Linked DNA regions of Homo sapiens: region 1 is linked to region 2. A link is a contact called in ENCODE Hi-C data. All regions are on one chromosome and are shown on one strand. Each heading gives the region's core, a stretch centred on a gene start or an enhancer-like site at or near the end of the contact. The rest is flanking DNA. Distances are from core to core; before and after follow the strand shown. Region 1 overlaps KIF13A (kinesin family member 13A). Region 2 overlaps CAP2 (cyclase associated actin cytoskeleton regulatory protein 2).

The links. Hi-C counts contacts between places; a loop is a spot of excess contacts on that map. Pooled maps may share reads with other maps.
Region 1: a loop to region 2 is called in a map with no recorded cell type, with 2.0 times the contacts of the local background. The contact joins two enhancer-like sites. A Hi-C loop is called at or near these places in 7 of 37 single-sample maps with no recorded cell type and 9 of 50 pooled maps.

What each region holds. Positions count from the first base shown.
Region 1 is chr6:17,818,376-17,824,827 of GRCh38, reverse strand. The region is part of intron 16 of KIF13A (kinesin family member 13A); the gene reads left to right. Among named protein-coding and RNA genes, the nearest start is that of NUP153-AS1, 110 kb to the right of the region's middle. Within about 2 kb of position 4,661, at least 2 of the 41 ENCODE cell types and tissues checked have a DNase peak (open chromatin) inside an H3K27ac peak, as active enhancers do.
Region 2 is chr6:17,489,761-17,496,446 of GRCh38, reverse strand. The region is part of intron 4 of CAP2 (cyclase associated actin cytoskeleton regulatory protein 2); the gene reads right to left. Among named protein-coding and RNA genes, the nearest start is that of CAP2, 100 kb to the right of the region's middle. Within about 2 kb of position 4,471, at least 6 of the 41 ENCODE cell types and tissues checked have a DNase peak (open chromatin) inside an H3K27ac peak, as active enhancers do.

The sequences.
Region 1 (6,452 bases), core at 3,412-5,911, 330 kb before region 2:
GGCAGCCTCTACCTGACAGGGGGCTTGAAGAGCATTTTGGTGTTTTGTTTTTTTTTTTTTTTTTTTTGAGACGGAGTCTCTCTCTGTCGCCCAGGCTGGAGTGCAGTGGCACGATCTCGGTTCACTGCAAGCTCCACCTCCCAGGTTCACGCCGTTCTCCTGCCTCAGCCTCCCAAGTAGCTGGGACCACAGGCGCCCGTGACCACACCTGGCTAATTTTTTTGTATTTTTAGTAGAGACGGGGTTTCACCGTGTTAAGGCAGGCTGGTCTCAATCTCCCGACCTCGTGATCCGCCTGTCTTGGCCTCCCAAAGTGCTGGGATTACAGGCATGAGCCACCACGCCCAGCCGAGCATTTTGTTTTTCACAGTTGAGCTCTTCCCTTAAACATTGGCTTTCTCACTTTACTCTTTGAGCCTATCTGGGAAGAATTTGAGCATAGAGAATTGTGGCATATGTGCTGCCAAGGCAAGCACATGGTGAGAGAATTATCAGATCTCTGGCATATCAAATTGGGGATTCTGTTGCAGGATTAAAGCTTTTGGCCTTTTCATTGATTTCTGTTTATGAAGTTTTTGCCTAGGGGGCCTCTTTTTTTAATTATAAAAATGAAATGTAGGGCCAGGTGTGGTGGCTCATGCCTGTAAATCGCAGCACTTTGGGAGGCCCAGGTGGGCAGATCACCTGAGGTCAGGAGTTTGAGACTAGCCTGACCAACATGGCAAAACCCCATATCTCCAAAAAATACAAAAGTTAGCCAGGCATGGTGGCACATGGCTGTAATCCTAGCTACTCGGAAGGCTGAGGCAGGAGAATTGCTTGAACCCAGGAGGCAGAGGTTGAGCCAAGATCGCATCACTGCACTCCAGCCTGGGCGACAGAATGAGACTCCTTATCAAAAAAAAAAAAAGAAATTTAAATTAAACGCCAGGCATGGTGGCTCACATCTGTAATCCCAGCACTTTGGGAGGCCGAGACGGGAAGATAGCTTGAGGCCAGGATTTGGAGACCAGCCTGGGCAACATAGTGAAACTCCATCTCTACTAAAAATACAGAAATTAGCCAGGCATGGTGGTTTGCACCTGTAATCCCAGCACTTTGGGAGGCTGAGGCAGGAAGATTACTTGAGGCCGGGAGTTCGAGACCAGCCTGGCTAACGTGGTGAAACCCTGTCTCTACTAAAAATACAAAAATTAGCCAGGTGTGGTGGTGAATGCCTGAAATCCTAGTTACTTGGGAGGCCGGAGCACGAGAATCACTTGAACCTGAGAGGCGGAGGTTGCAGTGAGCCAAGATCACACGACTACACTCCAGCCTGAGCAACAGAGCGAGAGTCTGTTTCAAAAAAAGAAAGGAAAGAAAGGAAGGAAGGAAAAAGAGAGGGAGGAAGGCAGGGAGGGGGAAGTGGGGGGCGGGGAGAGAGAGAGAGAGAGAAAGACAGCCAGCCAGCCAGACTGTGAAAAACAAGTGTAATGTATTTATATAAAGAGTATAGGGGCCAGGCACGGTGGCTAATGCCTGTAATCCCAGCACTTTGGGAGGATGAGGCAGGTGGCTCACCTGCAAGACCAGCCTGGCCAACATGGTGAAACCCCGTCTTTACTAAAAATTAAAAAATAAAAATTTAGCCAGGCATGGTGGCAGGTGCCTGTAATCCCAGCTACCCAGGAAGCTGAGGCAGGAGAATCGCTTGAACCCGGGAGGTGGAGGTTGCAGTGATCCGAGATGGTGCCATTGCACTCCAGCCTGGGCAATAAGAGTGAAACTCTGTCTCCAAAAAAAAAAAAAAAGTATAGAACCATGAAGAAAAAAGTAGGAAAAAACAACTTTATGAGAAAGTTTGGCAATTTCTGTCTTTAAACAGTAAGAGTAGAGTGTTAAGATTAGCCACTGGGGCTTTTGGCCCTGCAGTGCAGGGTGGACCATAGCTAGGAGTCAAGATTCATTCCACTCTGTTACTTCCCCACCAATTGGGAGGAATCCCAGAGACATTTCGAAGTGACGTTCAGACATCAGAATCACATTAATGGGTTATTTAACAACCTAACTGAGCAACAAGTCTGCTGTGAGTGATCTTTTGGAAGCCTGAGTGGATATAGGGTGTTCAGGAGGATGTAGACTCCAAACTCCAGGTGGAGGAACTCCCATTGGAGACAGCTCATTGCTTCAGCGGACGTTACAGAATCTAGACATCTCTAGTCGCTAACTCTGCAGAGTTTACAGGTGGTATCAGTTTAATCATTTAGCCCTCCGAGATCACAGGTTCCTTATTTGAATCAATTACTACCTTCTTATATATAAATTAACTCCTTCAATAATCAATGAGTATTCAGTAAGCATTTGTTAATTCCTCTGATCCTCTCAGCCAAACCAATTGGAGTCATCAGTGGCCTGGTGCACAGTGTTAACATGAATTATTCTTTTGTATCCCAGATCAGGCCTTGCTCTCCAGTGTTGATTTTGTCCATATTGAAGTCATATTTATGGCTGGGTGCAGTGGCTCATGCTTGTAATCCCAGCACTTTGGGAGGCTGAGGTGGACGGATCACTTGAGGTCAGGAGTTCGAGACCACCCTAGCCAACATGGTGAATCCCAGTCTGTCTTAAAAATACAAAAATTTAGCCAGGTGTAGTGATGCGTGCCTGTAGTCTCAGCTATTCAGGAGGCTGAGACAGGAGCACCACCTGAACCTGGGAGGTGGAGGCCGCAGTTAGAGCTGAGATCGCACCATTGCACTTCAACCTGGGTGACAGAGCAAGACTTCATCACAAAAAAAAAAAAAAGAAGTTATGTTTCCCCCTACCCCATCCTTTACCCAGTTCCAGTGGAGCTTCCCTTTGGGGCATACACACAGTCTCTGATGCAAGTGCTGATGTGCCGGTGGCTGGACGGTGTTCACTGTGATTCCCCTCTACTGCTAGGTGGCTTCCCGATAATAAGCCTGTCTGCCTGGTGGTCATCCCCTTGGTGGTCTTATTTGAAGATCCTCTTTCCTCTCATGTGGTTTCAGACGAAGCTCCTCCACAAACACTGGGATAAAGGTTTTTAACTGATTGGCATTGGCATGAGGGAGCTTGGCTGGTTTTTAGCAGTGCTGCTGATTGATGCTCATGCTCCATGCTTTGGCAAAAATCTAACTAACATGATTGGGAAGAAGCTGGAGTTTTCTGGCTGATGAAGGTGTTCTGTATTCTTCATTGAGGAATGTTCCTTTTCAATTATGAACACCCCACCCCCAACACACACACACACACACACACACACACACACACACCATGTCCCAATTCCATTTGCCTCCCAGATTTTGGTTAAACTCTAACAGCAGCTATTCTGTATGTGTGCAACAGCACTGAAAAGTATTATTGGTATTATTACTGCTGTTATCGATGGCTTTGTTGCTGTTGACAGCAGAGCAGTTCAGGTCAGTAGTACTTCCAGATATATATTCACCTACAGTATCCCAGTAATAGGTAAGATTAATGTATTTTTTTAGTTTCTAGAGTAAATACTGATCTAAAATCCAATTCATTTGAATTAAAAGTAAAAAGAAACCTAGTATTTGTGGACAATAATGCCTTCTTCCCAGGGGTTTGAAATAGGAATCAGACAAAATAAGAATCATCTCTTTTTTCAATGTCAATGGCAGCTCTAAAGAAAGTGCAACTTTGCCAAGCGCAATGGCTCTCTCCTGTAATCCCAGCACTTTGGGAAGCCAAAGTGGGAGGATTGCTTGAGGCCAGGAGTTCGAGACCAGCCTGGGCAACATAGTGAGCCTTCATCTCTACAAAACATTTTAAAAATAAAGAACAATTAAGGGGCTGACAAAGGGTCATGCGTAGTGCCAGTTTGTTCCATCTGGGATCAAATAGTTCTTTTTTTCTCCAAAGATCTGTTTCCCCTCAATTCAGTTTTTTAGACATTTTGGTGTTAATTAATTCTAATTCTCTTTCTTATATGAATACCCTGCTACCAGCACCACTACCACCGCCATTTTTTCTTTTCCATTCTTGGGATGATGGGTCGGTTTGAGCTCATTGCATAGTTACCTACTAAGTAAAGAAGAAACTAATGAGGACGAGAAAGTGCTATGCCCAAAGTAAACGTGGTCCTTTCTTTTTTCCTAAAATACTTACTTCTTTGAGATCTTGGCTTTGGGCACCTGGCTCACTATTTAAAACAGTTCATTCAAGAGAAGGAAAATGATAGGAAAAATAAACCTGTGGACAATCTCTTGATATTTGGTTGGTATTTTGAGAAAGGGCTGAATAATCTTTGGCTTCCGTCCTGGGCCACATCATAGAGTCAGATCGACTTGCTGATTTGGATGGTCTGTTTGAAAATATGCTGTGTGTGGGGTAAAGACTTGAAACTGGTTAATTGATTTGAAAAGAAAATGTCATCAAAGTTGTCCGTGAGAAAGGTGTTTGCAGACTAATGTTAGGGATCAGAGGCGAAACAAAACCCCAGCCCCTAGACCTCCACCGTAGCTGTGTGTGGTGAGGGCGGATCTGGGAGTTCGGGAATGGGGCTTACAAGACTCTACTGTGGGAGTCTCAGAGGAAGGACGGATTGAGTTGCTCTGTCTTCTGTATTTGCACTTCAATTTGTGGCCACTCATCATGCCTAGTGAGTAGTGGTAGTGCTGTGTCATGACAGCTGCTGGTGCAGTTTCAAATAGCCTCACTCACGTGGCCTGTGTCAGCATGGAACCTTGGGGTGAGATCCCCTCTGCCCCAGTCATTTGGGATCATGTGTGTTTCTGCACTACTGACTAACAATGGAAATGTGGATTATATATCTTATTCAGTATCTCGTAGCAAAAACCCTATAATGCAGTTTTATAAAACGGTGTGTTTTCCAGCTTCTCTGGAAAAGATTTATAAACACTGTTAGGACAGTTGGGCTCCATCTAAATATAAATGGATGGCAAGTACTGTAGCACCCTGTCCTTTCTTTTTTAAACCCAGAGCCTATATACTGTTTGAGAAATATGTGTATATATTTTTTTAATTCTGAAAGAACTTTTCTTCTCTAGAGCTTACATTTAAAATGTCTTCAGATGCCCTCAAAAAAATTTTACCATATTTCTCATATTTTTTTAGAAGTTATAGGAGTTTGTCAGAAGTTCTGATGCTTAGGAATACATAGGTTGTTATTATATAGATAATATTTTACCCACCCAGGATCTATGTTTGCATAAGATTTTTTGTTTGTTTTTTGGTTTGGGTTTTTTCCCCCAGTTTATATTCTTTTCTTTCTTTTTTTGAGATGGAGTCTCACTCTGTTGCCCAGGCTGGAGTGCAGTGGCACGATCTCAGCTCACTACAACCTCCGCCTCTGGGTTCAAGCAATTCTCCTGCCTCAGCCTCCCAAGTAGCTGGGACTACAGGCACATGCCACCACGCCTGACTAGTTTTTGTGTTTTTAGTAGAGATAGGGTCTCATCACGTTGGCCAGGCAGATCTTGAACTCCTGACCTCAAGTGATCGCCCACCTCAGCTTCCCGAAATGCTGGGATTACAGGCGTGAGCCACCACGCCTGGCCCCCAGTTTATTTTCCATCAGCTTTTTAAGTGATATATTTTAGGTCATGAGGTCAGGAGATCGAGACCATCCTGGCTAACACGGTGAAACCCCATCTCTACTAAAAATACAAAAAATTAGCCTGGCGTGGTGGTGGGCACCTGTAGTCCCAGCTACTGGGGAGGCCGAGGCAGGAGAATGGCTTGAACCTGGGAGGTGGAGCTTGCAGTGAGCCGAGATCGCGCCACTGCACTCCAGCCCGGGCAACAGAGCGAAACTCCGTCTCAAAAAAAAAAAAAAAAAAAGTGATATATTTTAGGAACTCATGTCAGGACTCTACAAAGAAAACTATTTTGCTTCTTTGAAAACATGCTGAATTTTAGAATTTTATATCAATAAAACAGTATCTTTTTCAAAAGTATCACTCTTTCACAGAATACTAATTGTAAGCAAAACATTGGGGGTAAGAGTACCACATCAGTTTATTACCAAGTGAATGTCCTACCCCAGCCAATTAGTTAGTTATCTGAGTTAAAAACCTGACCCTGTCACTTTGTAGCTACGTGTTGTAGATCAGCTGTTTAGCCTTTTTGAGCCCCCGTTTCCTCATTTTTAAAATCGGGATGATATCCACACTTAGGCTTGTTGCAAAGCTTTCATGAAGTGATGCATGCAAAGCAGATAGAACCTCTACTTGCGATGTAGCCAGGAGCTAGTAGAGTTATTGTTGCCATTGTGGTTGTCATTTTTATTAAAACAACTCATCTATACTGAGCTTTTCTTGTGATTTTAAAAAAATTGATTCTTTTTGTTTTGAATTATTTAACTTTATTTTTTGAAGCTAACATGCTATCTTTTTCTCTTAATGCTAATATAGAAAATTATTACAATTTACATGTGTATTTTACAAGTTGTTAGGGTATCTTGG
Region 2 (6,686 bases), core at 3,222-5,721:
CATTTGGTGAGTAGCTCAACATGAGCCGTGCTTCCTGGTCAACAGGGTTGGGAGGCTTCTGCATATGGCGCCCCCTCTTTTGGTGGCCCACAATTCACTTCAGAATACTGAACAAGATACTAAAGAAACCTGTTTAACTTTGCGTAACCTGATGTTTTTCAAGCTTTTTGATCCACGGAGCTTTTAATTTCACCCACAGTTTTCTAAGGAACTGGTATTCTGTGAATAGACCCAGGGAGATGCTGCTATAAGAGGCCTGTGGGGTAGCTTCAGGGTTTCATGGAGGCCTGCTGGGCTGCTCACTGTGTATTCATTTGCCCCTTCCTCTCTGGTTGTCTCACTTATAACCATGGAGATGCTTTCAAGGGCATTTAACAGAGGTAAAGCAGCCTGTTTTCCCTGACTTACCCCCCCCCCCCACCCACACACGCATGCACAGCAGTTGCTTTCAGGAGCTATAAACATCTCTGGATGGGCTGCTGGCATAGCTATCCCCCCACTGCACTGGGATTCTGTCCTCTGTTGCTGTCTTTTCTGCAGGTCATTTGTTGGCCAGCCCTGTCCCCACTTCTAACAACTCCCACCATTGACAGTTACAGTCTCTTTCCTGTCTCTTTCTCTGTATTTTCTTGCTTTCTCTTTCACACACCTAAACTTGTGTGAAAAAGCAGGCTTTTTAAGGAAAAAAGCCACTAAATTGCAGTCTTTTTCTTTTGCAGCACACACTCACGGCCAATGAACTTTCATCTTCGAGTCTTGAGCTGAGATGCTTCTTTGTCGTCCAAGGGGGATTTTTGGTCACTTCCAAGTCCAGAGGAGTCCCATAGCTCCATATGCCATAAATCCCATGGACTCCAAGCCTTATCAGTGCTTGTAGACTGCTGAGCCTGGATTTTGACATTGACCCCAAAGGGAAAGTGTGGCTAACGGTGTGTATAAATCCAGCATGAAACGTGATGTACAACCAGAACTACTTTCTATGAGGCATGTGCTGGAAGGACCATTCTTTGATTTTTGACTCAGTTCTTAGATGTAAAGCTTATAAATCATGACTGTGTAATAAAATGAGATAATTGTGCTCACTATTATCGGTAAAGAGAGTTATTTTGTTACCTGCTGGTTCATTTGTTTCTTCATTTATTCAATAAATATATACTGGTGACTTTTATGTGCCAGAGCTGGTCCAGGTGCTGGGGTACAGCAGTAAACAATACAGACAGCACTCTGATGTCCCTGCCCTCTTTTGTTTAAGTGGCAAGGGGCATGTATTAGTCAGGGTTCTCCAGGGAAACACAATGAATAGGATATGTTTATTTATTTATTTATGACAAGGATCTGGCCCATGTGATTATGGAGGCTGACAAGTCCCAAGATCTGCAGTCAGCTGGCTGGAGACCCAGGAGAGCCAATGGTGTAAGTTCCAGTCCAAGTCTGAAGGCTGGCAGGCTGGAGATCCAGGAAGAGCCAACGATCTTTCAATTCGAGTCCAAAGGCAGGGGACAAAACAAAACAAAAAACCCAATTTCCCAGCTCAAAGGCTGTCGGTAAGAATTCTCTCTTACTTAAGGGAGGGTCAGACTTTTGTTCTATTCAGGCCTTCAACTGATTGGATGAGGCACTCCAACTGATTTGGAAGCGCAATCTACTTTACTCAGTCTACCAATTTAAATGTTAATCTCATCCAAAAACACCCAGAATAATACTCCACCAAATATCTGGACACCCCAGGGCCCAGCCAAGTCGACACATAAAATTAACCATCACAGGGGGAGAGAGACGCAGATAAATAATTATATAAATAACTAAATTATATAGCATGTTAACTGTTAAAAACCATAGAGGGAAAAAGGTAGAACCTAGTGAGGAGGATCAGAAATATATATGGGGGGTGGGTTCCCACTTAAAATAGGATGGCCAGCACAGGTCTCATTGAGAAGGTGACATTTGAATAAATATCTGGAAGTGGCATTAGCCATGTAGACATCTGGAGGAAGGGCTCCCCAGAGAGAGGAAACGGCCACTACAAAGATCATGAGGTAGGAATGTGCCTCCAGTGTTTAAGGAGCAAGCAGAACCATGTAGCTGGAATGGAGCGACTGAGGGAGAAAGGGCCAGGGTTTGAAGTCAGACAGAAAATGACAGGGTGTTGGGGCACCAATCATGGGAGCTGCTGAAAGGATTTTGGCTTTTATCCTGAATAAAGCGGAGATCACCATGGAGTTTTGAGCAGAGGAATAACATGATGTGGTTTTCTTTTCTAAGGATCGCTCTGGCTGCTGTATTGAGAATAGATTATTGGAGGGTAAACGCAGAACTAGGGACATCGTATTCGAGACTACTGCAATAATTCCGACAAGAGATGAAGGCAGCTCAGGCCAGAGTGAATGTAGTGGAGATTGTGAAAAGTAGATTTTAGACCGGATGTGGGGTATCAAAGCAAATGAGGAGTCAGGAATGACTCCTTGGTCTCTGACCTGAACAACTAGAAGGATGGAGTCGCCATCAACTGAGATGGGGGAAATGGCAGAAGGAGCAGGCTTTAGCGCAAAGACCAGGAATTCCGATTTAGACGTACTGTTTCGGCTGCCCTCAACCAGGTGTTCCCAGGGGCCACAACTGATGAGTAATATCTGCAGTGCAGCTGCAATGGGCTTGCTTTTTTTTTTTTTTTGCCCCCTCCTCAGCTCAGTTCCTTTCTGGTCTCCACTCCTCAGTGTGTCTTTGCTTGGGAGCATCTTCTCACATTTTCAATCCAGTACACATGATTCATAAATGTGCTATATGTTCCTGTATTCAGTACAATTCAGTTCCAATTCAGAACAACACAGTGTATACATGCTCTGTTCCTCACCTACAAGAATGGCGCTTCTGGCCCTCAATCAGCCAGGGGTGAGCTCTGTATTGTTTCTCTCCTGGGGTTGACTTGTGCTGAGTCATTCACTCTGGCCAGCAGCAAAAGTCTGTGAGACAGCCAGCCTCCATTATGGGTACAGTCTGTGGTTGGCGGTGAAATTATTTTTGTTTAATTTCCCAGGTCAATTACTCATTATATCCTAAAACTTGTTGGCCTGTAGAGAGAAACAACCTTTAGCCTTGGTTTCATCTCTATCATATCTTAACAAATTGAGGTGAGAGAGAGGTGCACTATTTAAGTGGCTTATTTGGGTTATATGAGTGGATGCTGGTGGTCTAGCTTGCATTTTTATACTAAACATAGTGTCATGTAACAGGCATGAATGAACAAGTGAATGAATACACAAACTAACACTGAAGTGACAAATAAAAATTAAGCTTCTGAAAAGTCCAATGTGATCTGGGTAAATCGGAAATAAAATGTACCTCTCTAAAGAAGGTAATAGTTTATCTTGTTTTGATACAGATTTTTTATTCACACGTGAAGAAAATGATCAGATATTGTCTTTTATGTCCTCCTCTGTTTTCCTTCATAAACATTTTTTTCTGCCTGATATCCACTAACTCTGACCTCATGTTTTCTTGTTCTTTTTATCTGTTACAATATTTATTGAGCACCTACTAGGTGCCAGGCATAGTCCTAGGGACTTGCGATACATAAGTGGGGAAAATGGGTCTTTCCTTTGGGGTTTACAAGCAGTAAACAGACAGTAAACAACAGACATATTAGGGATATCGTACTATGAAAAAAAGGAGTGAAGCAGTACAAAGGGGTCAGAGGAGGAGGGGAGATTTTATTAATGTAAAAAAGGCTTATGTGAAAATATTTAGCTGACTACAACGTTTGACTGAACATTTGGTTGATGCTGTTTGATCCAGCCAGCCTGTCACATGCTAGCAGCTGATCAGAACGGAGTATGGAACATCAATGAGGAGAAATCAGGAAGTGGACAGGGATAAAAGCTGCTTTTCCCCCCAACTGGCTGACCTGAATTCAGCCACGCATAGGCTAAAGTTCACTTTCAATTCCAGCCACTTTGGACGCCGGCACATAGTCCAGGATATAATATGCCTGCTGCTGATCGGCAGCACAGAATAAAGCCTGCCAGCTGCAGTTCCATGTTCCTGCTAGACCCTCTGGTGCCTCACCAATCTTGTTTTTCTCTTTCAGTTACCTTCCCTCAGTTCTGCTCCTTCTGACTTCCAGCCCATAGACTTATTTGTGTTTTGATTTTTTTTGGTGACCCCAAAATACAAAGTTAAAATCAAAATACATGCACCCCACCACTGGCAAACATCACAAGAAGTTGGGAAATTTATAGAGAGAAAAAATAGACAACCATTTCCCATGGTTGATTATAGAAGATTTCTCTGCGTTTCTAAGATGTACCTTTCCAGCATCGCACATGGGTACTGCAAAGTACAGAACACAGTTCCTGCAAAGACCAGTAAGGTCAAACCCTTTCCTTCCTCCTGGCACATTAAGTACTCCTTCCAGAATAAACACAGGGACAAGGCTGGGGCCAAGAGCAGCTGAACTGGATAGACAATGGGATTTATTTGGTCCTCATCAGCAGGTCATGCGAGGAAGCCCGCAGAAATCTGAGAGTCCTGTGGGATGACTATCATCTTAAGATCAGTTTGCGGGGAGGGAAGAAATGAAAATTTACTGATTGCTTACTATAAATCACGCACTGTACTTTGTATTCTATATATTATGTAAACATCATAAAACTTTGGTGGAAACATTAGCATTATTATCCCTGTTTTATGAGTGAGGGAACAAGATCAAGAAATACTTAGTAACTTGCCCAAGATCATCTGGCTAGAACTGAGATTTGGACCCAGATATGTCTCGCTCCCACAGCTAATACTCTTAGGCAAAACAAAAAAAGCATTGGCTTCGGAACAGGAAACATCTGGGTTTAAACCGTATCGTTCACACTAGTCTGAGCCCCAGTATTCTTCCTATGTCATCTGTAAGGTTCTGATGACGATTACATAAGACAATATGTGCATCATGTCTGACACACAATAGAGGACTAAAAATGACAGCTGCTATTATTGTAATTATTCAAGCAATTTTACTGACCTCAAATACTGAAGAAAAAGCATATCATGGATAGCTGGACGAAATGGAATAATTATTGCTGAGTTAAACACTGTAGCTGATGAAAGAACTGAGAACATGGTGCCCACGATATGCGGTAAGAAGGACATGCTTACAATGCAGGCCCTTTAGAATGGGGTGGAAACTTAGGTCATCTCTTTTTGAGAATCTCAGGCAATTTACTTACATGACTCTGGGACATACTGGAAAAGGTGGAGAACAGATGGGGCACCCTGACAATCTCGGGGGCGTTGGGGGACAGTCCTTGGGAAAAGCTGTTCAAGTTCAATGCAAGGGTGCTAGAAGAACCCCAGGATCAGAAACTCACATTTCTGGGACATGATGTTAATGACACTGAGTTTCTACCGGCTCAAGGCAGAAGAAGAATGAAAGAGAAACAGATTTCTTTTAGTAGCACACGTCCTGTGGTTTACCCAGTGGAGCTATGGGCACAGCCTGAAGAGTTTACTTGCACGGGAAACAGACATGTCAGCAGGAGGGCTGAGCTTATAGCTGACATTCAGCCAAAGGGCACAAGGGCAGCTTCACCAGCTGTTAAGGCGCCATGATCCTTTATAGTGGTTGGCAAACAGCCACTTTCCAAGCCCTTTGGGTACCCCCTGCTGCCCTGGCTGCCCCAGTCTCTCTTCCAGGACTTCTCAAAGTCCCCAAACTCCAGCAATCCTGGCCTAATAGGAGGCCTCCAGGATCCTTCTCCAAGGCTCTCATTCTGTTTGTTCTGATTGGACCCATGCAGAATCTTAGGACTACAACCGAAAACTCATGGGCAGGACCTCTGCCCGCAAAGGCGTGCTGTTGCCATGGCAGGAACATCTAGCTTTGTGACTTACACCCCACCCAACCCAATACTCCATTTTAAAATTGCAAGTGTTTTATAATCCTCTTTTCTAGCCTGAAAGAAATTCACAGATAATATAAACTACATGTACACATCACTTTAAGAAATCCATATGGTGTCTAATTGTAAAATAAAGGGGAAATAAAAGGAAAGTAATTTCAAGACATAAATGCTTGGCCACAACAACACCAGGAAGATATGATGTAGTCTCAAAGTTGCAACTGCACATAGAATCCTGCAGAAAGAGATAGCCACAGATGTGGACTCATACAGATGAGTGTTTTAGCAAATCAAATACAAGAAGTCTTTTGGAGATATCTGGAGATGCCATTTTCTGACATGGAAAATAACATATGGTAAAAGTTCAGAACAAAATAAAGTGTCATCTTCCCTCAATTTGCACTGCAGCTGCATTCCAGGGTAATTTAGGATATATATTAAAATTACTATGCATATTAATATAGACTATGGAATGAAATTAGGTTCTAAGCTCAGATGATTAAAAATGTTTTTCACTTACATGCATACACAGTGGGTGACAGTCAAGTAAGAGGAGGGATAATGCATTGTGTTGTGTGTTGCTGAGCTTGTGGCATCTGCCCACCAAATGCCAAAAGAAACCTCCTGTATTTGACAACCTCAAGCATTTCCAAAATGCCCTTTTGGAGGACGTTAGCACCCCAGTGGAGAACTCAAGATCTGGCTAAATGGCACAACTATCATGATGGACCTACTAGATTACAAACTCCAGGAGGGCAGATCTGTTTTGCTCACTACAGTTTTCCCAGCTCCAGACTGGGATCT